Linked DNA regions of Mus musculus: region 2 is linked to region 1. The links are chromatin loops, found by intact Hi-C in ENCODE. Cell type or tissue: gastrocnemius. All regions are shown on one strand. Each heading gives the region's core, and the rest is flanking DNA. Links, peaks and the distances in the headings are about the cores only. Region 1 holds the start of Zfp809 (zinc finger protein 809). Region 2 holds the start of 9530077C05Rik (RIKEN cDNA 9530077C05 gene).

Region 1 (15,167 bases), core at 3,284-11,283:
TTGACACAAATAATATCTCGTGTTCACATGAAACAATAACAAGGTTGTAAATACGCCTAACCAGGAATAGCCACTACAGTCAGCCAGCTTCCTTATCTGGCTCTGTACTTAGCCTGCTAGTATAGTTGGGAACGTCCCTTCAGAGGGGGAAGGGGCTGAGTGGTCTTGAATTTATTTTGGATTCTACTTTCAGAATATGCAACATGCATGCTTTGCATAGTACATGCCATCACACCACCAATGCATGTCACCTGTAAGACCCTGGTTCAGATTTAAGTATGTTATAAACTGCAGTTCTTGTTCCTTACATAGTTATCTGCTCTTCTGAATCACAGCTTTTTGGGTTAGGGGTTTTTTTGGTAGAAAACAAACACATTTCACACTATCCTACCGTCACCCCTTGCCATTTATTCCTGCACTGTAATACGTCAGATGCATCAGCAATCCGTCTCACTAGTATGCAAAGTTGTTTGCACCTTTAAAAAATATCAATGCTAGATATATGCCAAAACATTATTTTAAAATAAAGTTCTTATTATCAGCAAATGTTTCATATGCACATCTATTTTGTACAGATGAATATCTAAGGACATAAAGATATTTCCTGGTGGAAAAATGGGGTCTCAAGTATAAAGCATTTCAGAATCCCTGACTTTACTTCCACACAAAGGTAACAAGGTTAATAACCATTTACACATGTATCAAGTCCCCTCAAAAGCAAAAATGAATTGACAGATTACACTGACCACTGGGAAAATACGCACACCAATCTCTAGCACAGACAACATGCCAGAGTCCTGGAAAATGAGTCTAGTCACCTAACATCACCCCAGGAAAGGAAGACTAGGTACATATAGCTAGAACCCTACTGTCCAGTGCATAGGAATCTACAGTAACCTATCTAGATCCAGAGCAAACTCTCAGTTCTATATGCTAATGGAAAAGAATCCACTCGTTTCCTGGTCAATCCTGAAAATTTGACCTCAAAGGTCCCATTTCTCTCTAGTAGGGCATTTTGTTAACTGCTGCTGCTGACAGTCGGTCGAGCTTTCCTCTAACCTGCTCCAGGGAGCTAACAGGGCAGGAATCATTAGACCTCCGGCAGCCTGATGAAAGTGCACTGCACAGACAGACCCAGACCCTCCAGTTCCCATCAGGAGTCTGTCCAGATACTTACTGCCATATCTCTAACAGTTGGCTTGTGGGAATACAGGCTAAAATTCAGAAAGCTCTGGGAACAAAGGGACCTGGACACATGAATATCTCTTTCAAGCTATAAAGATGCACAGCTCTAGGGAGAACTAACTACCATTACTTAAACAGACATGATATGAAACTGCCGCTGCCAACATCCCCTATAACCTGAAGATGCTTTGTTCTGCAGCAGGCAGTGGTTGATGCAGGGACTTCCAGCTGGTCAAGGTGTACAGAACAAGGCACTGGACAACTGAGCCTCGAATGGCGCACCTCTACCACATTCCCTATGCCCAAGGCTCGGGGTCATCTTGGGAGAAGGGGAAGAAAGTCTAGGAGGCAGGTGCTAAGGAGGACTGCTCTGAAACACTGCTTTCCCCACCTGTCAGGGACACTGAACTCATGAACTCACAGAAGCTATGACTACAGGCTCAAGATTAAGTCAGGTGAAATTCCAACGTGCCTGGGCTGAGAGGCTCCGAGGCAAGGAGAGTAAAGTTTGCCGTGGCTGTAGCCCAGGCTGCCCGCATTCAGCAAAGACCGTAGACCCTTCTCATGCTGGCAGTGCTAAGTAGTGTAAAGGTTTGTTTTTGTTTTAAATTACATTAGTTGGGGGAAAATTTTTTGGTTTGGTGGGCATGGAAGGAGCTAGAGAAAGGATCTGAACAAAACACATCATATATCACAGGAACTTCTCAAGAGAGTTTTTAAAAGAAGATAAATGCTTAACTATTATAAATTTAGTAATTAGATGTGGTCTATGTGCAGGCTTTGATGGCCTCTTTACTCTGAGACACTATCCTGATGAGAAGCAGGTGCTTTTTGGCAAAGACTTTGTATGATAAAATAGTTTTGTACTGAAGTAAAGGATTGTGAAAAGGAGATCAGAAAAAAAAAAACAAAAAAACAAAAAAACAAAAAAACCAGAAAATTCATGTCACAATGAGACTTATACAAACTAACTTAAGGGACATTGCTAAAAATACATAAAGCTTTCAAAGAGCAAAGACAATATGTTTTCTTAAAAAAAATTTTTTTTTGCAGTTTCTACTAAGTTTGTCAAGATTTTAAATACAGGGTTGGAGAGATAGCTCAGTCTCTCCTAAAGTCCTAAATTCAATTCCTGGCACCCACATGGTGGCTTCTATAATGGGATTTGATGCCCTCTTCTGGCATACAGATGTACATGCAGGTAGAGCACTCATACATAAAAAAATTAGATGAGCATAATGGTACATGCCTTTAAAAAAAATGGGGCTGGTAAACTGGCTCAGCAGTTAAGAAGAGCACTGGCTGCTCTTCCAGAGGTCCTGAGGTCAAGTCCCAGCAACCACATGGTGGCTTACTACCATCTATAAGGGGATTTGATGCCCTCTTCTGGCCTGTGCATCAGAGCACTCATACATTAAATAGATAAAATTACAAATATATATATTTCAATTACAAAAAGTCTTACTGTGAGTCAAGTTTTTAGTGTTACAGAACAGCAGTGTTTCAAACCACAGTTTGTCCTTCAAATCTGTTGTAACTACACTATGGGCATTTAACAGTTATATTGGAATCTAAGACCAGTAAGACAAGGGGTTGAGATGACAATCAATATTTTAGCTAGGTCACAGGAGACCAGAGGATAAACACTTCTTACCAAGACCTTGACCCATCCCGCAGATCACACAACTGATTGAAAGGAGCAAAGGAGGCTAAGGTTCTCCAAACAACCTGCTCAAAGAAACCCTCAAGGAGCCCCGTCTACCCATAACAGGGTCTAATGTGTGGCTATCTACAAGGTCTTAAACACCCAGGAGAAAAGGCTAATCCCAAATAGTATTACAAAATGAAATCCATCAACTCCCAATCATCCTTGCCGAATTCTGCTGAGTCCTGGTATCTACAGTCCCTACAAAGAGAGTCATTCAAGTAACTAGCTCCAGCCAACTTAAAAACCTTATCTGACCCTGAAAGCCCTCAACTCAATAGATCTCAGAGAAAACTAAACACTGGCTTTTTCTTCCTTGTAAACGCCAGGCTTTATTGGACAATCTGGCCAAAGTTTGAATGCAGCGTCCGTGCTGCCAGCACCCATTTTCAACAATTTAACTATGCTAGTCAGTGGGAAAATATAGATAAAATGGACCAAAAAAAAAAAAAGCTTGGGCTGACTGTGGCTGTGAAGGGCTTTTGCCAGCCTTACACCCCCCATCCCCACCCCCCACCCCCCACAGGTTCCCTTTTCTGCCGGGGGGGAGGGGGGGAAGGGGGTCAAGGCTAGGCAAAGTTCGGTTCTCCAACCACAGTTCTTGGGAGGAGCAGGAACATTCTTGAGAAAATGTACTGATAGTCACCTGACCCTCTGCAAAGTCCCAGATAGAGTTCAAATGCGTGCCATGATCTGCCCATGCTTGCTAGCCAATAGATTTAAAAGTCAATATGCTTAGCCAATAAGTTTAAACTGTAACCTTGCTGATGTAACCTGTGCCCCCTAAAAACTATAAAAACTGTGTAATAGCCATTCGGGGGTCACCTAGTCACTTGTCTTGAGGGTCTAATTGAAGGTTGATCCTGATGTGCCGGAAAATAGGCCTCTTGCTTTTGCATCGATCTGTGTCTCAGTGTCTCACTCGGGGGCATCTCGAAGTATCACTAGTGGATCGAGGGTTGGGGTCTTACAGCCAAGCTAGAAAAGGTATTTGCCACCAAGACTGATGTCCACCACATGCACACTATAGCATACCCCCTTATAAATAAATGCAATAAAGCAAAATGTCAAAAATGAAAAGCAAGGTATGTGTGCATTCCTGCAATCCTGCTCAGAGGTAGAAACAGGTGGTCTCTGTGGGTTATAGGCTGGCCTAGTTTACATATTAAGTTCCAGGTTAGCCAGAACTACATACTAAAACCCTGCCTTAAAAAAAAAGCAACTCGGGGCTGGCGAGATGGCTCAGCAGTTAAGAGCACTGACTGCTCTTCCACAGGTCCTGAGTTCAAATCCCAGCAACCACATGGTGGCTCACAACCATCCGTAATGACATCTGATGCCCTCTGGTGTGTCTAAAGACAGCTACAGTGTACTTACATAAAATAATAAATAAATCTAAAAAAAAAAAAAAGCAACTCGGGGCTGGTGAGATTGAAAGACCTCACAACGTGAGGACTCAGGAGAGGCGACACCCTAAATCACTCACGAGAAAGTCTTGTTGCAAACTGCAAGAGGACTTTTAATTCAAGAGCGCTCTCGGGCCCACGGTCATACACCACGCAGGGGTAGAGGACCGTGGCGCCCTGAGTAGATCCAGGGACACTGGGAAAACAGACCTGGTGTCTACTGGGAAATAAGACTTTACTGAGAAAAATATGTATATGAATGCCTTCTGGTTTTTGTAAACATTCTCAAGATGGATAGAAGCTTTTCCCTGTAAAAATGAGACTGTTCAGATAGTCATCAAGAAGATTATTAAAGAAAATTTTCCAAGATTCGGAGTGCCAAAAGCAATAGTGTCAGATAATGGCCCTGCCTTTGTTGCCCAGGTAAGTCAGGGTGTGGCCAAGTATTTAGAGGTCAAATGAAAATTGCATTGTGTGTACAGACCTCAGAGCTCAGGACAGATAAAAAAAAATAAATAGAACTCTAAAACAGACCTTGACAAAATTAATCATGGAGACCGGCGCAGACTTGGTGTTCCTTCCCCTTCCCCTATTTGGAACTAGAAATACTCCCTCTTGATTCAGTCATACTCTTTTTGAGATCGTTTAAGGGGCTCCTATGCCCATCACTGTCTTAAATGATGCGTTTAAACCTATGTTATAATAATGATCTGTGTGCTAAGTTAAAAGGCTTGCAGGTCGTGCAGAAAAAAGTCTGGTCACAACTGGCTACAAGGAACGAGCCGAGTACCCCAAGGACATCTCACCAGTTCCAGCCAGAGACCCTCAAGCCTCCCTAGAAGGGTCCCTGCCTAGTCCTGTTTACGATACCTTATTCTGTTTTTGTTCCCATGTTAAAGATACAGTATAGCTTATGGTCCTCCAGCATCAATACCAACCTATAGTTAAGATAGAAAAAGAGTATGATTTCTACTCTCCACATAGAGATATAGACTTCTGAAATTCTAAGATTAGAATTACTTAGTAGAAGTGAAAGACCCCCGAAGGGAGACCCTCACTCAAGCCTCGGGACAGCCGCGGACCCAAGAAGACACTGAGACCGAACTCAAAATGTAGTGGGCAAGATTTAATAAAGTAACAGCAAGAAAGCACATAGACCAGAGCTCTGGGGTCGAAACTCATACACCTAGTATGGTGTAGAGGAGAATCGACCTCGAGCCAAATTTTTCACAGGCTTATATAGGAAAAACTCAAGGGGGGAGAGCGGGGCAGGGAAAGTACAAGTTTGCATAACTAAGGGGTTCTGCCAAGGGAATTCTACGTAACTAAGGGGTCATATCCTATTATTTGGCAATGTACCCGGTTCATTCTGAGGTTGTTCCAGGAGGCCCTTATCTCAAAAATGTTCTTGGAACAGTCTTTAGTTGGGAGGGTTCGAACTCTAGGGTGAGGAGTTCAGGAATGCATTCTGGGGTGAAGAGTTCAGGAGTGTTCTGGGAACAATCTCTAGATGGGAGGGGTCGGGCTCTGGGGTGAGGAAGAGTTCAGTAATTTTTTTATCTTTATTCTTCAGAAGAAGAGGGGAATGAAAGGAAATTAAATAAAATAAAAGGTTTAAACTAAAAAGGCCTGGGACTGAGACTGCAAAGAAAACTAGCCCGGGCATGCCCGAGTCCGTCTTGAAGCTAGGTCTCCCAGGTCTCCCGGTCGTAAAGAAAGGGAGGGAATAGGAACTGCTTCTGACGATCTTGGCTGACTCTTTGACCATCTGGCAGCCCGGCGCCTCCTGCTTGCCCCCCTTTCTATAGAGAGCATAGTTAAAAGCTGAAACATTAACCAGATGCATTGTCGACTCTGATAAGCCCCCGGCTTTAGAATTCTTATACGCCCCGGTACTACTCTGCTCACTACCGCGCCAATTCTTCCTAGACCCTACCCTATCAAAACCCTGAGTTTTTGAGTCTCAGGGTCGATTCCTCTGTCTCCTGAGTGAGATACGTATTGATTGACCCGGAGCTCGGCCATTAAAGCTGCCTCAAGAAGGTCTCTCATGTTTCTTTGGGTGACCCCGCGACCTGAGACTTGAGTGGGGGGCTCCTTCTTGGGGTCCTACAAGATGGCTCAGCGATTAAGAGCACTGACTGCTCTTCCAAAGGTCCCGAGTTCAAATCCCAGCAACCACATGGTGGCTCACAACCATCCGTAACGAGGTCTGACGCCCTCTTCTGGTGTGTCTGAAGATAACTACAGTGTACTTACATATAATAAATAAATAAATAAATCTTAAAAAAAAAAAAAAAAAAAAAAGAGCAACTCAGGGCCTGAAGAGATCTCACAGTCATACTGCTTCCCCCTTGCCTTCTGCTCCTCGGTACCACGTCACAGTCTGCACCACACACATCCAATGCGTGGCTATTCCTGTACCTCAGCAATTTTAAGATTAAGTCTATCAGATACTTTAAAACTACTGTTTAGGACAAGGAACTGAATTTTTATCTTCCCCACTTCCTCCAATTAATGCGCAAAAATATTTAATCCTCGGGGATCCTTTCAGACCCACTAGTCTCTCATCCATCCTAAGGATGGGTTCTATCAACATCTCCCAAGTCTATAAAGTTCCTGATTGGTGACAGCCAGGACACTGACAGGCCTATCCCAGAGTGACAGACAGATGGAGAGTCACCCCTACTAGACCCAGCTCCCTGCACCCAGCTTCCGAGAGTTTCCAGACAGGGCGCAGAGTTCCCCATCCCAACCTTGCAGGTAAACGGAAGCCCAGAGTTCCTAGTGTGACACCGGCGCTGAAGCGACCCAGCGGTCAGGCATTCCTGTCTCTTGCCTGTGGGTGGCAGAGCTGTGCAGGGCGTTGCAGCCAGCTCGAGTCCCCACGCATGGTCGGGGCGCGATAGGACGCTCCGGGGTGCCCTGAGCCCGCCCAGCCCCCATCCCACAGCCATCCACACCGGCTCCACAGGGACGCCGCGCCGAGCTCACCATGATGGGACTGGGAGCGTCCTGTGACTCGGTCTCCGCCACCAGCACAACTTCCCGCAACGGACGCCTGGGGACCACAGGACCCAAGATGGCAGGCTCAGACCTCCTCTGAACTTTCTAAATCCACCCCACTTCCTCATTTCAGAGCGGTCCTGTCACAGGGCCTGAGTGACAGTCAAAGTCACCAATCGATGACGGAAGGCGGGGCGTAGCAAAGGGCATAAGGCTGTCTGATCATACGGAAAGTCTTAGCGGACAGAAAAACGGTATCACAATAATTTATTTTAATTCCCGTGAAGTTTTCTTACTGTGATGTGATGTATGTGTCTCTGTGTGTGTCTCTGTGTTTCTCTGTGTGTGTGTGTGGCGCGGGGGGTGGGTGGGGGGTGCTGACCTGTGGATAAATGATAAGATTAAGCAACTCTGACCCAACCCAGACCGACTCTGACAAAACACATACCAGAAAAAAAAAAAAAAAAAAAAAAAAAAAAAAAGTGCTGGCTGAAGGCTACCTGGGCCCTCTGGGGAACGAAGGTACTCTCCAAGGATGACCCGATATCACCCAGCCAACCAGACAAAAGGTCTAGCCATCCATCACCAAGTGCCTAGAAGCTGTTACTGTAATCTGCCCTCTAAAAAAAAAAAAAAATGTATACGGTGCTTGTAAGCTAGAACCGGGATCGCCCCCTGTCTCTTGCTTGAGAGACTGCTGAAGATCGATCCCTGCGCACCAGAAAAAATAAACATAGATCTTGTCTCACTTGGGGTCTTCCAGCAGGTAAAGCCCCTCTGGGGCTTTACATGAGAAGCATTTTTTTTTTTTTTTTTTTGGTTTTTTTCGAGACAGGGTTTCTCTGTGTAGCCCTGACTGTCCTGGAATTCACTTTGTAGACCAGGCTGACTTGGAACTCAGAAATCCACCTGCCTCTGCCTCCTGAGTGCTGGGATTAAAGGCATGAGCCGCCACGCCCCGCTGAGAAGCAATTTTTTTCTTTTCTTTTTTTCTTTTCTTTTCTTTTTTTTTTTTTAAGATTTATTTATTATTATATCTAAGTACATTGTAGTTGTCTTTAGATGCACCAGAAGAGGGCGTCAGATCTCATTAAGAATGGTTGTGAGCCACCATGTGGTTGCTGGGGTTTGACCTCAGGACCTTTTGGAAGAACAGTCAGTGCTCTTAACCACTGAGCCATCTCTCCAGCCCGAGAAGCAATTTTTAACACAAAATTTAAAACAGTACTGCAAAACTTTTTTATTAAAACCACGGCTAATGCTCAGAGTAATGAGTTGCATTATGGCCCTTTCATGCAGATGTGTAATTATACTGTTTTCATTCATTCTGTATTAACATTCAGAGTATAATAACCAAATAGAAGACCAACAACATTTTAAATCTGTCATGTTGTAATATCCCAAATTAACGTGTAAGCCCCACCTGCCTGGGGACCAGGTACCTTCCTGGAATGCTGTAAGCTGTAGTTCCTGGAAAATAAGGAAACCCCATGGCAAAGAAAGTAGAGGGTAGCCTATGGGTTTTGTCTTTACAAACTCCTATAGCACGTGACCCTGGCCTATAGCACGTGACCCGGGCCCACTTTCAGCTGGGAAATTACAGGAAATAAGTGGTTCTAACCAAAGTCCATCTCTTGGTCAATATTTAATAAAGTTTACTTCAAATTTGGCTCAAAATGGTGGAGTTTGGGTTTTTTTCTGGTGAATCTCAGCATTAGTAATGTAGGAAAATTTAAAGGCTTGTATAATGTGCCCCACATATGCGTATTACCTCCATTCCATTGGGTATTTGTAGGCTATGATACTGTGCTTACACATGTTTTAATGAAATGAACTGACTAACATTGCCCATTTTGTCCAGATGTATCCATTTAAGAGCACAGCAAAGCGAGGAATTGTGGCTTGAGTTTGTTGATACTCACAAGGAAAAACCTTTCCTAAACAGAAGCTGATGGCAGCACAATGGTTGAATCCATGCAGCATATACATCCTGAATAAGAACTTACAAAGGTCACCCCGTTCAGTCAGAACCTGGGTTTGGAGACCCCACCATCCACACAGTTCAACAGTCGTCTGTGTGGATGTATGTGAAGTGACTGGCTTATGAAACGGTTTGCTGCTGTGTGAGGCCTGTCAGCGGGGTCTGTGTCACACTTACACAGTGCAATCCTTACTGCGAATTTTGTTCCTGGCTGAGCCCAATGTAGTAGTGAGCTAGGATCTGAGGGGAACTGTGTAGGGTCCTCACCTTCACGAGACTTTTGTACTGTAGACATTTTGGTTAAAAAACAAAAAAGTAAGAATCGTGTCAGTCAACAAATTTGTATCCAAACAAATAGATCTCGGCGTGACTAAAAAGGCTGCGATAATAACTACCCCAAAGTGTTAAACTCCATCCTGTGTAGATAGTATACTCACCATATCCACTCATTTTTATTTTCTCATTCCTTTCTTTTCTCTATGAAACAGGGTTTGTTATATAACTCAAGCTAGCCTGGAACTCTCAGTATACCCCACGCAGGCCTTGAACCCTCATCTGCCTCTGACTCCAAATACTGCGAATACAAACTTGTGTGAACCACTTTAAAACAAACTAGAACTCTACAATTATTCTGATTTCCATATGTATTTAAATATTTGCTCTTTTAATCATCTCGGGAATGTTTTCTGGTGGTCCTTCTCTATATTTCCTTCCCTTAGGACCCGGGGATTGCTCTGATTTTCATTTTGTTTGGGCTTTTGTTTAATTGACTGATTGATTTAGACAGAGTCTCGTGTGGCCAAGGGTAGTTTCAAATTTCCAATTATCTATGTAGTAGCTGTGTACCTGAACTCCTAATTATCCTCATCGGTAAATCTAGAGATTATTGGTATGTACCTACACACCTACCTGACATCTGAATACTGACAGCAACTTTATCATCCGGTGTTATCAAACCCAGCGCTCAGGAGGCAGAGGCAGGTGGAGGTCTGAGAGTTTCAGCCCAGCCTGGTTTACATAGAGAGTAATCTACACAGTAAGAACCTGTCTTTTAAAAACAGTATAAGTGGGCTGGTGAGATGGCTCAGTGGGTTAGAGCACCCGACTGCTCTTCCGAAGGTCCAGAGTTTAAATCCCAGCAACCACATGGTGGCTCACAACCATCCGTAACGAGATCTGACTCCCTCTTCTGGTGTGTCTGAAGACAGCTACAATGTACTTACATATAATAAATAAATAAATCTTTAAAAAAAAAACAAAAACAAAAAAACAGTATAAGTAATACACTGTTATGTATTATGGGAATAACTAAGCATTAGTATCTACTAACAATAGGATACACCTCCCCAGAAATGAGTCCTTCATCAAGAATGACATCTGGGATTCTCTGTAACCACGTGCGTCCCCAATCTCTTCCTTCCTTCCTTCCTTCCTTCCTTTCTCTCTCTGTCTCTTTCTCTTCTTTCTTTCTTTCTTTCTTTCTTTTTTTTTTCTCAGGTTCTCACTACGTGGGAATGGAGCCAGAAGGAGCAGGCTGTGCCATGCTCCGTGCAGCTCATTCTGCTTCATCAGCTGAAGTTCACCGTGTTCAGGCTGAAGGAGTTGTCCAATACAAAAGCTCTGAGAAAACCTGGGAGAAACTGCCTAAGAGTAGGTGACTTCCCCATGCTTTTAGTCTCACGTCTGCAGTTTGTAGGTGTCCTACCAAGGACCAGCCTCAGTCGTTCCCAGGGTCTTGAGAAGGGAGAATTGGGACAGAGTGAAATCAGGGTCTCAGGCAAGGATGCAGATGCAAGCTGACAGGTGACCCATTGTTGTCCTGAGGCTGTGCTTGGAGACAGCTTGCAGTCTCTGTCTGTCTCTCTGTCTCTCTGTCTCTCTCTCTCTGTCTCTCTGGTTTTCTCTGAGTTCACCTCAGTCTTTTATTGGTTACACACTTCCTTGTTATACAATAATACATCATCAAAAACCTTTTCATTATTTTCCTCAAACCCATTATTTTTCCCACAAAGCTTCATGTAGCTATGTCACCAGAAAACACAATGCACACACAAAGTCACAGTTCATTGTCTGCAAAAGCAAGTTATATATTAACTTTTAACTCTGAGAAAAGCCTCCAAATCATAGCTCACCTGGGCAAAAACATGTGGCCACAGTGTTAGCCTGAGAACACAAAGGTGCTGAACAGTCAGGGTAATTAATGTTCATATTTTTAGCTTGTCTAAATTTGCCAAATCTCTTCCTCCTGTTTATTGAGCTCATCCAAATATTGGTTTCTACAGTGCTTTTCAAGCTCTTTTCCACATGAAATATTAATTTTCCTTGCAGCTTCCCCCAAGGGTCTCTCAGAAGCTCAAATTCTGTCTCTTAGAGCTTGTACCCTAGTTTCCTTAGGCAGGCGATGTCAGAGGGTCAAATCAGTATGTTCCAATCTCTTCCTTCCTTCCTTCCTTCCTTCCTTCCTTCCTTCCTTCCTTCCTTCCTTTCTCTCTCTGTCTCTTTCTCTTCTTTCTTTCTTTCTTTCTTTCTTTCTTTCTTTCTTTCTTTCTTTCTTTCTTTTTGATTTTTCAAGACAGGATTTCTCTGTGTAGTCCTGGCTGTCCTGTTCCAATCTCTCCATAAGGGTCTGTGATTCACCTGAGGCTGATACCCCAGACTCAGATAGTATACAAAGGCAAAAGGCAGTTATTCTGCAGACACTGCCAGCGTTCAGGAATCTCTTGAAACCCTCCATCCCCCATTTCCGGTGAGTGATGTTTCACATCCCCAGGCAGCACAGTAAAACTCTTCAGGACCCCCACATTTGGTAGCTCTTTTTCCCCTGGACATACATAAAAAGTCCTCCGTCGGCATTTAGGGTATGAATCTTGAGGAGACTGCTGGGTGTTGGGCCATGAACTATCAGCCAGCACAAATCAAAACTCAAGTTTGGGAACCAGGAAGTTCTGATTGGCCCTTTTGTATAGGCCAGTTGGGTGCAATAGCCAGTCTTGGGATTGCCAATTACCCTAGTGAAATCAAAAGGTTGGTGTGGGTTAGGGACTGCAATATGTACAGTCAGCGGAGATGTAGACACAGGACAGAGTCAATTTTCACGTGAGGGGCTTGGTGCTCTTTAGAACCCTCCACTCTGGCGTGGCTGGAGTCAGGTAGTCTTCAGTAAAGAACAGGTTAGCAGGTCCTGTGTGAGTATAGTGCACCTAGTTGGTGATTCCATCCACTTTGATGGCAGTTGTCAACGGGATGATGTAAGGGGTCCCTTCCACCTGGGTTCAAACCATCTTGGAGAAATTTCCTTACATAGACCAAGTCTCCTGGTTGAAACTTATGCAAGTCCAGAATCAGGCCTGCTTCATAGAGGGCACATAATTTAGGCCAAACATGTTTAGAAGCTCATTGGGTAGCTACTAAATCAGACTCTCCGGCAAGAATGCAGATGCAAGCTGACAGGTGACCCATTGTTGTTCTGAGGCTGCACTTGGAGATAGCCTGCAGTCTCTCTCTCTCTGTCTCTCTCTGTGTCTCTGTCTGTCTCTCTGTCTGTCTGTCTCTGTCTCTGTCTGTCTGTCTCTCTCTGTCTCTGTCTGTCTGTCTCTCTCTATCTCTGTCTGTCTCTCTCTCTGTCTCTGTCTCTCTCTGTCTCTGTCTATCTGTCTGTCTCTCTCTCTGTCTCTGTCTCTGTCTGTCTCTGTCTCTGTCTCTGTCTCTGTCTCTGTCTCTGTCTCTGTCTCTGTCTCTGTCTCTCTCTCTCTCTCTCTCTCTCTCTCTGGTTTTCTCTCTCTGAATTCACCTCCGTGAATGTTGGTTACACACAATAACTAATTGTTATTTGTTGTGTGTAACCCTAAGTGTTAAATCATCATTTCCAGTTCTTCAGTGGCTGCCGAGTGCAGGCTGGGTACAGTGGGGGCTGGGATACCATACATAATTTGAAGGGAGTTTAGTCCCATCTGCTAAGGAGAATTCCTTACCAGATATAGGGCAAAGGAAAGGAGAATCAGCCAGTCCCTGCCAGTTTCTAAGGCTAATATAGTTAAGGTCTCTTTTAATGTTCTATTCATCCTTTTTGACTTGTACTGAACTTGGGGGTCAGTATGCACAATGCAATTTGCAATCTGCCTCAATAAACTTCACGACACCCTGACTTACCTTGGACACAAATGTCAGTGCACTGTCTGACCCTATCATATGAAGAAATCCATTCCTGGGTAAGATGTTCTCCAGCAATTCCTTAGCCACTACCTCTGCTGTTTCAACCTTAGTTGGGAATGCCTCTGTCCACCTGGAGAAAGTGTCCACAAATACCAGCAGGTACTTATAGTAAACAAATACTCAAGTGCCAGTTGCTGCACCATCCAGCTTTTTCTAAAAAATGTCATTTCTTTTATGTGTACGCGTGTTTGCCTGCATGTATGTGTACCAGGTTGTACTGGTGTCCTTGGGGCATCAAGTCCCTGGAACTGGAGTTATGGTTGTGAGCTTCCATGTGGGTGCTAGGAATCAAACTGGGGTCCTCTGGAAAAGCAGCCAGTGTTCTTAATCAATGAGCTAGTTCCCTGGCTCCTGCACTGCTGTCTTCTTGAAGGAGGTCTTGTCCCGACCGAGAGTCTGGAAGGATTCTTAGTCTAAAGAATTGCTTTGGCTTTGTTACTGCATGAACCACCTTTATAGCTGTCATGATTTGCAGCAAAAGGTCACCTATGTTTCTGGGGGCTTATGGAACCATGTGCTTTATGGACAGAAAATTTCCAGATAGCCAAGTTCTCACAGCCACTGACACTTACTGGGACTTAGGTTCAGGGGATGACATGGGTGTGTCCCACTGCCTCACAATAGTGCTACAAGCTGGTGACTAAGCCACAGGCCTTGATTAGACATTTCAGAGGCAACTGCAGCAGAGATACGATGGAAAAACACAACCCAATACTTGTATGTGAATACTCATGCTAGCACCAATTGTGAGAGTTAGAAAGTGCCAGCAACCCAAGTGCCCATCCTCTGAAGACCCAATAAATACAATGGGAGTATGTCTACCCAGGGAGCTGCAGCTTGGCAAGCAGATACAGGCTCCAGCAGGGAGGGAGACACTCACCTTATCATCCCATTGCCACCCACAGTCCAGAATGCGTAAAACTGGGAACACAGAAAATAAATTGTGGCTGCCTGGAACAAGGGTGGGAGGTGGGGCAAGGGTTATAAGTAGCTTCAAGACTTCTGTTGGGCTGATGATGTGTTCTGAAATTAGCAAACACCCAGCTCTTCAGCTACACAAAACAAATTGCGCACTTAGGATGGGTAAGCCTGTAGGATACAAATCCTAGGGAAGCGAGCATGTCACCGACCTCCTGGGCTTAGTCATCAGATGGTGAGAGTGCAAGTCAAGTCCATGTTGATCCTTGCCCTCCAGCAGAAGTTCAGCTAGTGGATAGGCTTGGGAGGGCACTCCATCAAGCAAATGGAATGGGAGAGGGGAAAAGCAGATCCAAGAGTTGTCACCAGGGAGGGAGCCCTGAGGGATGAGAGTGGGCAGGCACAGCTATGAAAGGCCCTCGAGTGCTACTTCAGGGAGTAGCACTGCCTGTCCTGAGAGCAACTGGGCAGCAGAACATAGGATTGGGAGCGGGGGGGGGGGGGGGGTCGTCACGTGGGCAGCTGCTTCAGGATACAGGGTAAGAAGCTGAACCACAGTGGCTCAACAGAAGCAGTGTGGAGGGTGGAGAGGAACGGAGGATGGCTGGGTGTGAACACTGTCAGGATGTAGAGCTGAGCTGAGCTGAACGTGAGGAAGAGTGTGGGAGTGGCTCCTAAGCCCAAGCACAGGCATGTGGTGAGGGTAGCCCTCCTATAGGACGACCCCAGGAGAGGATGATGTCACTGAGATAGG
Region 2 (15,167 bases), core at 2,906-10,905, 180 kb before region 1:
TTATCTTCTTCCTTTCTTGTTTTTGCCCCAGCATCTTGTTACTTTGTAACCGTCTTTCTGTGTGTCTGCGAATGGAGTGAATGGATGCCACTCGTGTACAGTACCCTCAGGTGCCAGAAGAGATGGTTCTGTCCCTTGGAGCCAGATCCTGGTACCTGTCAGTACATGGTGGCTGAACTATTGTCCTCTAAAACTCAGCAAGTGTTCTACCCTGCTGAGCAATCTCTCCACTCCCCTATCCCTCCTCACACACACTGCCTAGCTTTTTGGGGTTTTTTGTTTTGTTTTGTTTTTTGATACAAGGTCTCTTCTGTACCACCCTGGCTGGCCTGGAACTCTATGTAGAGCAGGCTGGCCTGGAACTTGGAGAGCTGCTGTCTCTGAGTACAGTTCTGGGTTTTGAACCTAGGGTCTTGCATATACTAACTAGCTGTTCTGCCACTTAGCTATACTCCTGGCCAAATGAAAATTTCATGATGCACTAATACTTATTATAAAACCCGACAACTTGGGTTAATGTTGCAAAAAGGATGTCTGGTTGCCAACAGGAATATAAAACAGAACAAAACAAAAGCCCCACAGTGTCCAAAGAGAAACACTTTAATGTTATTAAAGAGTATTTCATCTCTTGCACTCAGATGATATCTATCAAACAGTACTTATCAGAATACTAGAGTACTGTGCACAGAAAATAAAAGTGAAGTTACAAGTGCCAGCGCTGAGCAACATCAGGTAATGTTGAACAGTGGAAGCTAGATCAAAGGAATACATGACTACATTTATATATTGTTCACGAACAGCAAAGTTAGCTTAGGCCTCTAGCTTTTGCTTCTAATTTTTAGGAGAGGCTAAGACAAGGGGCTAGCCTGGGCTATACAGTGAGTTCCAAGCCATTCTGAGCTAGAATGAGAACTTATGTAAAAAAACACTGCCCCACCCCTGCAAAAAGAAAATAGAGAACAACAACATTCAAGGGACCAAATTCTCTGTCCTTTCTCAAGTTCTTTCCCTCCCTAGGCTGCCTTTCTGTTTCCCCTTTCTTAAGCACGAAGGAGAGCAAACCAATTGAAAGCAGTCCCACACTGCAAAGAGTTCAGAGTTTTGCTGTTGGGAAAGCCGTCAATACAAAAAAATATAAATTGTAACCATGACAGTTACATCAAGGTGTCAGGAGAGTCTGGTGCAAAGTGAGAACTGACCTACTAAGTGCTTTCTGATGCCAGATAAGTATATGTTAGCCAAGCAGCCAGGGAGAAGAGGCAAACCTAGGGAGGCAGGGAGGATCTGAGGATTGGTACTACAGAAGTGGGAAGATTAGATGGCTGTGGGAGACGAGGCTGGAGAGGAGGAGTCAAAGATATGGATGGAGTTTCTCCTAAGGCTCGGGAAAGATTTGTGTCTGTCCTTAGTTATAAGTCAACACTTGCTCATCTCCACCATCAGGGCTAAAGTGCTTATAGATCCCTAACCACAGAAGCAATACAAAATAAGTGTAACATTAGAAGGCTCTTATTAGGGTTGGCGAGATGGGTAAAGATGCTTGTTGCTAAATCAATTCACAAAGTAGAAGGCAAGAACTGTGTACTGGCTAGTTTTGTGTCAACTTGACACAGGCTGGAGTTATCACAGAGAAAGGAGCTTCAATTGGGGGAATGCCTCCATGAGATCCAGCTGTAAGGCATTTTCTCAATTAGTGGTCAAGGGGGAAAGCCCCCTTGTAGGTGGTACCATCTCTGGGCTGGTAGTCTTGGTTCTATAAGAGAGCAGGCTGAGCATGCCAGGGGAAGCAAGCCAGTAAGGAACATCCCTCCATGGCCTCTGCATCAGCTCCTGCTTTCTGACATGCTTGAGTTCCAGTCCTGACTTCTTGGTGATGAACAGCAGTATGAAAGTGTAAGCTGAATAAACCCTTTCCTCCCCAACTTGTTTCTTGGTCATGATGTTTGTGCAGGAATAGAAACCCTGACTAAGACAAGCTGAATCCAGAAAATCATGCTCTGACATTCACACATGTGCTGCAGCATGTTTATTACTCCCAACTCTCTCTCTCTCTCTCTCTCTCTCTCTCTCTCTCTCTCTCTCTCTCTCTCTCTCTCTCCTTCCTCTCTTTCTCTCTCTTCTCTCTCTCTTCTCTCTTTCCCCTCTCTCTCTCTTTCCTCTCTCTTCCCCCCCCCTCTGAAAGTAAAAACCAAATGCGTTTGCACTGTTGTTATCACTACTAGGATAACACTGAGGTACTCTCCACAGGGACTTTGGAGTACATGCTCAGCATGGCGGTGGCCACTGGGCAGCTCACACCTACAACCCTAGCACTTGGGAGGCAAAGGCAGGAGGAACTCTAACTGAAGCCAACAGGGACTACATAGTGAGACCCTGTTTCTAAAAACTAAAAGGAAACCAAGCATGGCTGGCTCAGGCCGTTTTGCCCAGCACTCTGGAGGCTAGGGCAGGCAGATCTCACAGGAAAAAAAACTGAAAGCAAAAACAAAAAACAAAAACAAAAAACATGACACCAAATACTGGGCCACTGGGATTGCATGGGTGAACCGCAATGCTAGGATTCTGGAAGTTTTGTTTTTTGTGACAAGGTCTCACAGATCCCAGACTGGCCTCAAACTCACTGTGTAGCTAAGGATAACCATGAACCCCTGATCTTCCAAATCCTGAGATTACAGGTGCACCCACCATGCAGAGCTGCTTGCCTGAGGCTTGATGGAAAAGAACGTCATCCCAGAAAGACATGAGACACTGAAGTAGCTAGCTGTGGTCCTTATGAGATCCTGGAGACAGGACGGCTGTGAGCTCTGCAGCAGTCACAGCTACAAAGTGAGGAGAGGGGGGGATGAGGATGGAGGAGATAGAGGGGGAAAGGAGGGGGAGAAGAGGGAGAGGAGAAGAGAAGGGGGAGGGAGTGGAGAAGGGGAGAGAGAGGGAGGGGAAGAGGGGAGGAAGAAGGAGGGGAGGAGAAGAAGGAGAGGGGAGGGAGAAGGGGTGGAATTGGTGAGGAGAGAGAGTTATAAGAGATGAGCTAGAACTAGATGTGGTGTTGCAACCTGTAATGCCAGCACTCAGGAGACTAAGCCAAGAGGCCACTCTGTACCATGCAGAAAAAAAACAGGAAAGAAAGGGACAAAGGGACAAGGGACAGAGGGAGGAGTGAGAGAGGAAAGAAAATAAACCTTTTCTGACTTGATGCCATTTCTAAGCAACATTCTTTTTTTTTTAATAACTTTCACTTCTGTGTCACCTCACCCTCCTGTTAGCAGTTTCACGAGGATGTCATGTCTAGATCACAGAACGTCATGACTAAGTAAAACTCGGGTACCATACAAAGTGATTTTACAAACAACTGCTTCAGTTTTGGAATGTAAATTGCCACTTTAGTCTACATTTATAGTTTTTTACCATACTTGAACTTCTGATTCTCTCCCTCCACATCTTGGGTGGTAGGGTTTTAAGTGTGCACTACCACACCTGGATTAGCTGGCACTGGGCACCAGAAGCAGGGTGCTTGCATGCTAGGCGAGCACGCTCTCAGCTGGGCCATCCCCAGTCCCCCAGACATGTATTTTGGGACAGGCACTCACTTAAGTTAGCCAGGAAGACCTGAACTTGCATCTCCCTGCTGCAGCTTCCCAGTAGCTAGGGTTCCAGGCCTGTGCCACCAGGCTGGCATATATATTGCTCTTTCAAAGCAAAAAGAAAAAAGGTCCACATTTTCATCAGTGTTCTTATTGCAATCAAGTTCTACTGGCAAGAAAGGGGCAGGGGCATCTGAGACACTGCAGAGTGAGGGGAAGTCTGGATAGTACAGATCTGTTTCTCAGCTACACTCTCCATAAAGGTTCTGGTTGTCCCATTTATTGATTGACAGATATGTCAGCACGAAGCCTACACAACAGGAGAGCCTATATAATAAATTAACAATACTAATACTAATAATCGCTTTGTAACAATGGTGAATGTTTAAAAATACCAGAAACAAGTTTCCCTAATGCTAGTGTTTCACTGCCAAGTTACCTACATCAGAAAATGCACGACCACGAAGGTCTGCCACTTGTAGTCCATTAAATTCTGGTGAAAGAACTGATTTAACAAGAGTAGGTGTTCAGTTTAAAAAGAATCCATCTGCAAACCCCTGGCTCTATAGGAATACAGTCTGTACTGCAGACTCTCAACATATCTGTTTCCTAATACTATATTTTAATCATATGCCATACTAATATTTTAATCATTCTCTCACCACAATGACTTTCAGTTTGGGGGAAAATAATTTTAATTGGTGTAGTTTCTAAACCCAGTGACTCACGTGGCAACAGAATCTATTGTCTTGCAGGCAATGATTTTAACTGGATGATAGGGAGAGTATTTTGCCACCCACAGGGCATTTTTGGTTGTCACAATTCTCTGTGTGTTAAAACAGTCGCTCACAATAAAGAATTAACTCCTTCAATATTAAACTGCTGTGGCTGAGAGGCCTTGTTCTATATCATAAAACGGACCGGAAGTTTTCATTACCTTTGTTAGTGTACATAAGAATGCATTTCTTTCTGGCATCTCCTGTTCGATCCTGGTCTCTAGTAAGCAAGTATCCCATCAGCCCGACTACGCAGCTGCATGCACACGGACCACTGAGTCATCCTCATATTTGCCACTCTTCTGCCAGGCTTGATGTTTTAAAGCAACGTTTTGACATTGTATTGTTTTGGGAGTTTTGTTTGTTTGTTTTTAGAGACAGGGTATCAGTGGCTGGTCTGGAACTTCTGTAGACCAGGCTGACTAAGCTCACCTGCGTCTGCCTCTGATAATGTGTTTTAAGGTGAAAGAGTTATATCTACATCAAATCACAATTTTAAAAAGCCTAATGCCAATTTAAGTGGCCTCTAAGATCTTGGCTTTTATAACTGCATGTCTCCTGTCAACATAACAGTGGAATAGTCTGTAGGTTATCGCAATCGCACAACAGTAGGTTCTGTGTTTTATAACACTGAACAGCAAACAGTGTAAAAAAATTAAGATGAGAAAGTAGTTTCACTTAAAAATAATTTAGTTTTTCAGTTTAAAAAGTTCTGCAATAACATATAATGAAAGGAGTTTCAAAGTACCATAATGAAACCTCTTACTTTGTATGCTAACTTAAAGAATGGTTTTAGCTATTGATGTCCATATCTTAGCACTGGGGAGACTGAGGCAGGAGGGTCAGGGGTTCAAAACAACTAATTTGGAAAATTGGTCTACTGGGTACTGCAATAGCCTGAAGCTAAAAGTTCTAGGCTTATTTTTGACTCTACTGTGGGAATTAGCTATTTCCCTTTATTCCGTTGTTTTGGTATCTGTCCTGCAGAAATGTTTTCATGCAGAATCAAATGCTAGGAAAATGACTCTGGAACTGTTTAATATTATTAAAGATTTAAATAGGGCTAATATGCATATCTATTCAAAAATGAAAGACAAACTTTCCAACCTTGGATCTAAACACCTGCTCTTATTAATAACATCAATTCAAAATGTTTGCTAATAAATGCAAACAAAAATACACAACATACACTGAAATGTAGAGATGTGTTTTCACAGCTGATTTTTTTTTTTTCTGAACATTCTAGAAAATATAACACCTTACTACACACCTAAAATGCTCTGGAATCGTATTGGACTCTACACTCTCTAGATTGCACAGCTCTTGCCCCTCACCTCTGCTGGGCTAGGGCTGTGCGACTGCACCTGGTCTTCCGAGTCCCAGACCCAACGGTCTCCACCCGCTGCAGCCGCGCCACTTGGGCCAGCAGTGCCTACACTCACCCGTTACGCGAATAGACTCCAGCATCGTCCCGCCAAGGCCAAGGCCAAGGCCGGCGGGCCGCACCGACGAAAACTCCCGTAAGGCAGCTCGAGACCAGATGGGGCAGGACTGGCAGCGCAAGGTGGAGGACCACGTCTTACCCAGAGGCTGGAAAGCGCTCTGGCGGTTCCACCTAGTCTCAGAGCTAAGAACCCGCCACGGTGACGTCGCTGCAACCCCGTTGCTAGGAGACGATCCTGCCTTCTTCCCGCACTCCACGCCACCAAACATGCTCGCCGCTGGAGGCGCTCCTGCGACTGACACCCTGCTCGTAGGGAGAGAAGGGAAGCGAACTACAACTCCCAGCGTGCACAACGCGGACCCGTGCAAGGAGCTGGTCCGCAGAGGCTGGGGTGTTTGTGTGGGGAGGTCGGGATCTGTATGAGGCTCAAAGGGCTTCATTTCATGATGGTAGAGGGAAATAGAAATGGTGTAATAATTCTGAGTTTTAGTTGACCAGAGCAAATTCAGACCCCTGACCTTCCAGCTAATTTACATGGTATGAAATAAATAGGGCGATTTTAGAAGAAAAAAATGGCCAGGTATGGTGGCACACTCCTGTTATCCAAACACTTGAGATGTGCAGCAAAGATGATCAGGGGTTCAAGACCATCATTGCTATATAGTGAATTTTGAGACCATCTTGACTATACAAGAATGTCTAAAAAAAAAAAAAGAATAAAATAAATAAATGCAATATTTAATTTAAAAAGGAGATCTGGAGAAATGGCTCAGCAGTTAAGAACACTGACTACTTTACAGAGGACTTGGGTTTGTTTCCTCATGGCAGCTCACAACTACATGTAACTCCACTTCGAGAGCACCCCATCCCTCTGGCTCTCCCCAGGCCCATACTCGCAAACACTCATGAAATACACACAATTTTTTTTAAACTGAATTGAAAAAGGAAACAGACTGTGGGTGTAGCTCAGATGGTGAAGGGCTCTCTTTAGCATTCAGAGACCCCTGAATTTAATCCCCAGTACTATACAAACCTGGCCTGGTGGTACACATCTCTAATTCCAGCATTCAGGAGGTAGAAGCAGGAGGATCAAGATGTTCCAATTCCTCTATAAGCTTGAAGCCACCCTATATTATATCTATATTATATTATGTATATATCTGAGGTTGCATAAAGGGGTTTTGAGAGGGAGAAGTTGATAGTGAATAATTAAATCATAAATTTACTTTAAATCTATTATTTGTATATATAGAATTTTACCATTTTAGAATATGAAAGCTAATTTCACACTGAGATGGATGTGCTTGTTTATTTTTACATAAATAATCTCAGCTGAATATTTAATAATGCAGGGCACAGAGTATCTTCAACACAGTTCTGTGCGTGTGTGTGTGTGTGTGTGTGTGTGTGTGTGTGTAAGCACTTGTATGCCTTGATTTATGTGTGGAGGTCAGAGGACAACTTGCAGGAGTCAGTTCTCTCCTTCCACCAAATGGGTTCTGGGAATGGAACTCAGGTCGTCAGCTTGGTGGTAGGTGCCTTTACTGCTGAGCCATCTCACCAGCCTGCATCTTCCACATTTTTCAGAGGTGATTTTTCTCTTTCACTTTTATAGTTGTCAATGCTGAGAGTACCATTTTACATAAGCTCACAGGATAAACTCACAGAAGTATGCTTAGTGATTTTCAGAATGTTGGAAATTCTGTCCTAATCCCAAGACAAGGTTCATTTCAATCAAGAAAGAAAACTGGAATCAGCACATCCTTTGGCAGGGACACAAGCTTCATGTAGGCTGACCTAGTACTCACTACACAGCTGAGGAGAACTTTGAACTCCTGACCCTCCTCTCTCCTCAGCCACTTAAGTGCTGGGATTACAGGAGTATACAACCTCACACAGCTTTTAAAAAATTGTTCTTAAAGATTATTTTAAAAATTTAATGTGGTCTTTAAAAAATTATTTGTGGGTAGAGTGTTTCCTTTCATGTGTTCCATGTGTGTGCCTAGTGCCCATAGAGGCCAGAAGAGGGCGTCAGAGTCCTCAAAACTGGGATTATGGATAGCTGTGAGGCACTGCGTGGGCGCTGCAAAATGAACCCAGGTCCTCTGCAAGAGCAGCAAGTGCCTTTAACTACTGAGCCAGCCCTCAGCCCTTCAAATGCCAACGTTTAAAGCAAAACATTCTAAACCAGTACACTCATAAGATATATTAGGTACTTACGTGCCGGGGAGTGGCGGTGGAAAAATACTAAAAGCCTTTGTCTCCATAATTAATCCATCACGTTATGTTTCCATAAGAGCAGAAAACCTTATATAAGCACTGCCACTCTTAACATCAAATCGTGTAGAATTCAAGCTCAGGTGTTTCAGGTAGCATTCACTTTCACTAGTGTTGATGGGTGACACCATATACAATAGAAAATACATATTTTGTGTTCAGAGCCAAAGCTGCAGTGACATCACTTGCTGCAGTGCCGGTGAGTACTGCCCAAAATGCTCCAGAGGGATTCAATACATTTGATTCGGAATCAGTGTTTTGGCCTGAAATGTTTTACTGTTGACAGAAATTTTCCCAACCCCCACATTCAGTTACATGACCCCATCTGGCGTCTCAACCCTCAGTTTCTGAAGCTGAGTCCTGGATGATCCTGTAGTCTCACCATGACTCAAATCTGTTTTCAAAACCCAGTGGCCAGAGGGATCTTGCTGCCACGGGATCATGCCACCCTGCTCATGAGCTACCCGGGAGGTTCTTTATGACTTAGCTCTGCTCAGCTCTTTGATGTCATCTCCTACTATGCTCTCACTGTTCTAGAGATGCACTACGTACTGTTTTACCACACGTCCTTTGTTATCTGTAAGTCTTCCTGCTTGGAATACTCTTCTTCCTGATTGTCTACAGAACACCTTCCTCACTTCCAAATGTCACTCTTCTGAAAACTACACTACTTAAAGTTCCTTTTCGTATTCCATATGCCCTTTCTCAGCTTTATTTTCCCTTAGCATTTTTTCAGCGTTTTTTGACCTATGGTTTACTGGATTTCATCCCTATTTTGTGTACCCATTCATAGGACAAGCAATGTTTTGTTTTGTTTTGTTTTGTTTCCTTTAAGGCTATAGAGATTAAACCTAAAGCCTCGACAGATAAGAACGGTATCTGGGGCTGGAGAGATGGCTCAGCAGTTAAAAGCACTGACTGCTCTTCCAGGGATCCTGAGTTCAACTCCCAGCGACCACATGGTGGCTCCCTAGCCTAAAAAAAAGATGCCCATGAACATACAAGAAGCCTACAGAACTCCAAATAGACTGGACCAGAAAAGAAATTCTTTCTGTCACATAATAAAACACCAAATGCACTAAACAAAGAAAGAATATTAAAAAGCAGTAAAGGGAAAAGGTCAAGTAACATATAAAGGGAAACCTATCAGAATTAAACGAGACTTCTTACCAGAGACTATGAAAGCTAGAAGATCCTGGGCAGATGTCATACAGACTTGTAAGAGAACACAAATGCCAGCCCCAGGCTACTATACCCGGCAAAACTCTCAATTACCATAGACAGAGAAAACAAGACATTCCATGAAAAACTCAAATTTACATAATATATTTCCATAAATCCAGCCCTACAAAGTATAATAGATGGAAAACACTAACACAAGGAGGGAAACTACACCCTAGGAAAAAGCAAAGAAAAAAAAAGCAAGAAAAGTAATCTTTCAACAAACCTAAAAGAAGGGGCTGGTGAGATGGCTCAGTGGGTAAGAGCACCCGACTGCTCTTCCGAAGGTCCAGAGTTCAAATCCCAGCAACCACATGGTGGCTCATAACCATCCGTAACAAGATCTGGCGCCCTCTTCTGGAGTGTCTGAAGACAGCTACAGTGTACTTACATATAATAATAAATAAATCTTAAAAAAAAAATTGAAAAAAAAAACAAACTAAAAGAAGATAGCCACACAAACATAATTCCACCTCTAACAACAAAAATAACAGGAAGTAACAATCACTTTTCCTTAATATCTTAACATCAATGGACTCAATTCAACATAAACTAACAGACTGGATACATAAACAGGACCCAGCATTTTGCTGCATACTGGAAATGCACCTCAGTGACAAAGACAGACACCACCTCAGATCAGAATAAAGGGTTGGAAAACAATTTTCCAAGCAAATGGTCCCAAGGAACAAGCTGGAGTAGCCATTCTAATATCGAATAAAATCAACTTTCAGGGGCTGGAGACATGGCTCAGTGGTTAAGAGCATCGACTGCTCTTACAAAGATCCTGAGTTCAAATCCCATCAACCACATGGTGGCTCACAACCATCCGTAATGAGATCTGATGCCCTCTTCTGGTGTGTCTGAAGACAGCTACAGTGTACTTAGATATAATAATAAATAAATCTTTTTTAAAAATCAACTTTCAACCAAAAGTTATCAAAAAGCATAAAGAAGGACACTTCATACTCATCAAAGGAAAAATCTACCAAGAAGAACTCGCAATTCTGAACATTTATGCTCCAAATGCAAGGGCACCCACATTCATAAAAGAAACTTTACTAAAGCTCAAAGCACACATTGCACCTCACACAATAAAAAATGGGAGACCAGGGACTGGAGAGATGGCTCAGCGGTTAAGAGCACTGTCTGCTCTTCCAAAGGCCCTGAGTTCAAATCCCACAACCACATGGTGACTTACAACCATCCGTAATGAGATCTGATGCCCTCTTCTGGGGGTGTCTGAAGACACCTACAGTGTATTTACATATAATAAATAAATCTTTAAAAAAAATGTGAGACTTCAACTTCCACTCTCAAAATGGACAAATTATGGAAACAGAAAATAAACAGAGACACAGTGAAACTAACAGAAGTTATGAAACAAATGGATCTAACAGATATTTATAGAACATTTCAACCTAAAACAAAAGAATGTACCTTCTTCTCAGCACCTCACGGTACCTTCTCCAAAACTGACCATATAATTGGTCACAGAACAGGCCTCAACAGACACAAGAAGACTGATATAATCCCATGCATCCCATCAGATCAGCACGGACTAAGGCTGATCTTAAATACCAACAAAAACAACGGAAAACACACATACACATGGAAGCTGAACAATGCTCTACTCAATGATAACTTGGTCAAGGAAGAAATAAAGAAATAAATTAAAGGCTTTTTAGAATTTAATGAAAATGAAGACACAATATACTAAAACTTATGGGACACAATGAAAACAGTGGTAAGAGGAAAACTCATAACTCTAAGTGCCTCCAGAAAGAAACTGGAGAGAGCACACACTAGCAGCTTGACAGCACACCTGAAAGCTCTAGAACAAAAGGAAGCAAATTCACCCAAGAGGAGTAGACGGCAGGAAATAATCAAACTCAGGGCTGAAATCAACGAGGTGGAAACAAAAAGAACTATACAAAGAATCAACAAAACCAGGAGCTTGTTCTTTGAGAAAATCAACAAGATAGATAAACCCTTAGCCAGACTAACTAGAGGCCACAGAGACAATATCCAAATTAACAAAATCAGAAATGAAAAGGGGGACATAACAATGAAATGTATCTTAAAATAATTATTCTATTTGTTGAATATTAACAGTTGAAAATATTAAAATCATGTTCTACAAATAAACAAACAAGACAAAACAAAAGTACTGACTGTTCTTCCAGAGGTCCTGAGTTCAACCCCCAGCAACCACATGGTGGCTCACAACCATCTGTAATAGGATCTGATGCCCTTTTCTGGTGTGTCTGAAGACAGCTACATTGTACTCATATAAATAAAAATAAATAATATTTTAAAAAAAAAAAGGAACAGTACCTGGAGAGTGGGGAGCTGAAGAGATGGCTCAGCAGTTAAGAGCACGTATTGCTCTTCTAAAGGGCTTGGGCACAGTTCCTAGCACCCACGTGCAGCTCACAACCATCTGTAACTCTAGGGTGGGGAGCACTAGAAAATGTGTGGATTTTCAATGTTAACTCAAAGAAACAGACTGGAAATGAGTCTTCAGATGCGTCATGTTTCAGTTCATGCATTTGCTAAAGCAGTTTAGTTACAATTACTCTGGCAACACATATTCTGAAACTTGTTTTTCCAGTTTTCTGTGAGTACTCTACTCCTCATGTCTAGTGTGTAGTTACTTTAGCTTAAGGACTTTTTCTCAAAAAGGAAAACTTGTGGATAGTCAGGCAGTCCTAGTATACCTATGGTCCAGCCTGTTGCCCTTTTACATTATATTCAACAATTATTCTTTGAAAAAAGAAAACAAAGAATGTCCTAATGGAGATTTCTCTGAACACCGTCCAAGAATTGAGTCGTGAGAATTCTGAGTGCTTGTGAGAGAACTCCAAGAAAACAAGAAGACAGTCTTGTGATCTCAGTTTCTTCAGAACTCAGAATTCTTCTTAGAATGTGGAGAGGATAGGAGTGCATTTATTTCAGCTATTGTTATTCACATGTCCCGATGGAAAAACATTTTTGCCACATGTAGCTTGGCCCTGTGATTGGACGCCTTACTTATATAATGCTTCTTAACCCTGGAAGTATAAGCTGTCCAACACTCTGAATAAAGTTGGCTATTGCATGAGACTTTGGTCCGCCTCCTTTTTAGGACCTGCTTTCCTAGGTATACCAACAAGAGTGTTAGAGGTGTATAAAGCCATGCGACCACAGCCTGTGCAGTTTACTCTGAATGCTTTTGCTGGCATGCTGAACCATTGTGTCTGCTTTCTTTATAACTCATCAGTTGGTTTGCTTTTCGGTGCTGGCTATCCAATTCAGAGCTTTGTGTGTACTTATGCAAGCACTCTACCACTGTTTTATGTCCCAGCCCCATTTTTATTACATTTCAAAATACCCAAAATGTATATATTTCATGGATTTTTATATACAAGTGCCTGGTTTAATGTTTTTAGAGTATGGAAGGAACTTACGGACTAGTAAGGGAGATTTTAAATACTGACATCATTACAATATATGAATATATATGTGCATAAGTATATACTGTATGTACATATCTACATATATATATACAAATTAGAGTAGATATTGAAAGTATACTTCCTCTTCAGTGTTCATCAGTCTTAAGGATTTGGGGGTTTGGGTAGTGGGATATGCCTTTAATGCTAGCCCTTCAGAGGCAGAAGCAGGTAGATCTCTAACCAACCTGGTTTATAATAGAACGTGTTCTATGTCAGCCTGAGCTACAGACTGAGAACCTATCTCAAAACAAAAACAAAAGTGAAAAACTTAGGAATTATAAAATTATAAAAATTATAATGGGTTGGAGAGATGACTCAGGGGTTAAGAGCGCTGGCTGCTGTTACAGAGGACCTGGGTTCAATGCCCAGCATTCACAACCATCTCTAGCTCTGGTTCTAGAGACGATAACATTCTGACTTTAATGAGCATGTGGTATATACATAACTACACGCAGGCAAAACATTCGTACACATGTAACAAAATAAATCTTTTTAAGTGTGGTGAGCAATGAGTTTAATCTCAATACTAGGGAGGCAGGGACAAGTGGATCTCTTGTAAGTTTGAAGCTAGCCTGGTCTACATAGTAAACCAGAACTACACAGTGAGACTGTAGTTTTCTTTTTTCTCTTTCTTTCTTTCTTTCTTTCTTTCTTCCTTTCTTTCTTTCTTTCTTTCTTTCTTCCTTTTTTCTGTTTTTTGTTTTGTTTTGTTTTGTTTTGTTTTTGTTTTTGAGACAGGGTTTCTCTGTGTAGCCCTGACTGTTCTGGAACTCACTCTGTAGACCAGGCTGGTCTCAAACTCAGAAATCCGCCTGCCTCTGCCTCCCAAGTGCTGTGGGAATGCACCACCACTGCCCGGCAAGACTGTATTTTTCAAAAAAAAAAAAAAATCTAAAAATGAGTTTGATGCCTTTGTACTTAGCCTATTTAGAATCTACCTCATTCTTGTTTTGTTTTTAAGATTTATTTATTTATTATACATAAGTACACTGTAGCTGTTTTCAGATACTCCAGAAGAGGGAGTCAGACCTCATTACAGAGGGTTGTGAGCCACCACGTGGTTGCTGGGATTTGAACTCAAGACCTTTGGAAGAGCAGTCAGTGCTCTTAACCACTGAGCCATCTCTCCAGCCCCTCATTCTTGTTTTTTATATTCACCCTACCAATACTCTTGTATCATTTTTATTTTAGGTATTCTTAATAAGTGCTCTATGAAGACATATGTCAATATAATTAAGACATTTAAAGTTCTGTTTTACACATAGTCTTCAGGCACTTGCTCACAGATTCATGGACAGAGTCATCTGTTCTTGGCTATAGGGCTGGTTCTTACTGCTCCAGCTATGTGACTAGTCATCCTCATGAGGTCTTGCACCGGCACTGTTAATCGTTGGTTCACTCTGTGCCTGCTCAGGGTCTGTCAGGATAGAGCGTCTGCAGCTGTGCTGCACTGCCTCTCAGTCAGCATTGCTTCTACACACTGCCAGAACAGTGAACCATCCTGTCTTTCTGAAAAGCCTTCTTCTACACCTGTTTCTACACGACAGTTAATATTGTGATAAAGGACTGATGTAACTTTCACTTACTTCTCCAACTGTTCTCCCTTTTCTTCCCCCCACCCCCCACTCCCCACCTTCCTATTTCCTCCTATTTCTTTCTTGTTTGTTTGCTTGGGGTTTTTGTAGTTTTTCAAGACAAAGTTTCTCTGTGTAGTCCTGTCTGTCCTGGAACTCACTCTGTAGTAGCCCAGGCTGGCATCAAACTCAGATCCACCTGCCTCTGCTTCCCCAGTGCTGGGATTAAAGGTGTGCCACCACTGCCTGGCATCCTCCATTTTCAAAGCATTGTAAAAAAAAAAAATCAAGGTTGTATTAAAATTAAACCAGGTGTGGGGTTACTAATGCCAGTAATCCCAATATTTGGGAGGTAAAAAGAGGATTAAGAATCCAAAGTCGGGCTGGTGAGATGGCTCCGTGGTTAAGAGCACTGATTGCTCTTCTGAAGGTCCTGAGTTCAAATCCTAGAAACCACATGGTGGCTCACAACCATCTGTAATGAGATCTGACGCCCTCTTCTGGTGTGCCTGAAGACAGCTACAGTGTACTAAGATATAATAATAAATAAATCTTTAAGAAGAAGAAGAAGAATCCAAAGTCATCCTCTACATAGTTTGGGACCAGACTGAGCTACAAGACTCTCCAAACAAACAAAACAACAAAAATCCAGCCATACTGTGTGAGATTACAAACCCATAATCCCAGTGCTTGGGAGCCAGAAGCAAGGGGATCATGCAGGCAAGGCCAGTCTACACAAATGGGATCCCATTGCTATGAAGAGACACCATGGCCAAGCCAACTCTTATAAAGGAAGC

Evidence for each region. A loop is a pair of places that touch in the nucleus more often than their neighbours do. Peaks named below come from ENCODE experiments on the same cell type or tissue, not always from the same donor. Only the 100,000 strongest peaks of a DNase experiment are listed, where the experiment ranks them.
Region 2: it touches region 1 in a loop (2.6-fold over the local background); 16 of 42 quality-filtered maps call a loop at or near these places.

What each region holds. Positions count from the first base shown.
Region 1 is chr9:22,217,956-22,233,122 of GRCm38, reverse strand. Zfp809 (zinc finger protein 809) reads right to left here and starts at 7,411. Exons shown (of 5, transcript NM_001164624.1): 1 at 7,291-7,411. The coding sequence starts at 7,293. In gastrocnemius, for the core only: CTCF peaks have their summits at 6,530 (motif pointing left) and 7,139; DNase peaks (open chromatin) are centred at 6,636, 7,192, 7,467, 7,849 and 2 more places; H3K4me3 peaks cover 2,377 bases; H3K27ac peaks cover 2,259 bases.
Region 2 is chr9:22,402,382-22,417,548 of GRCm38, reverse strand. It overlaps 9530077C05Rik (RIKEN cDNA 9530077C05 gene), which reads right to left and starts at 6,002. Exons shown (of 7, transcript NM_026739.3): 1 at 5,800-6,002. The coding sequence starts at 5,824. In gastrocnemius, for the core only: CTCF peaks have their summits at 6,078 and 9,031 (motif pointing right); a DNase peak (open chromatin) is centred at 6,066; H3K4me3 peaks cover 1,084 bases; H3K27ac peaks cover 828 bases.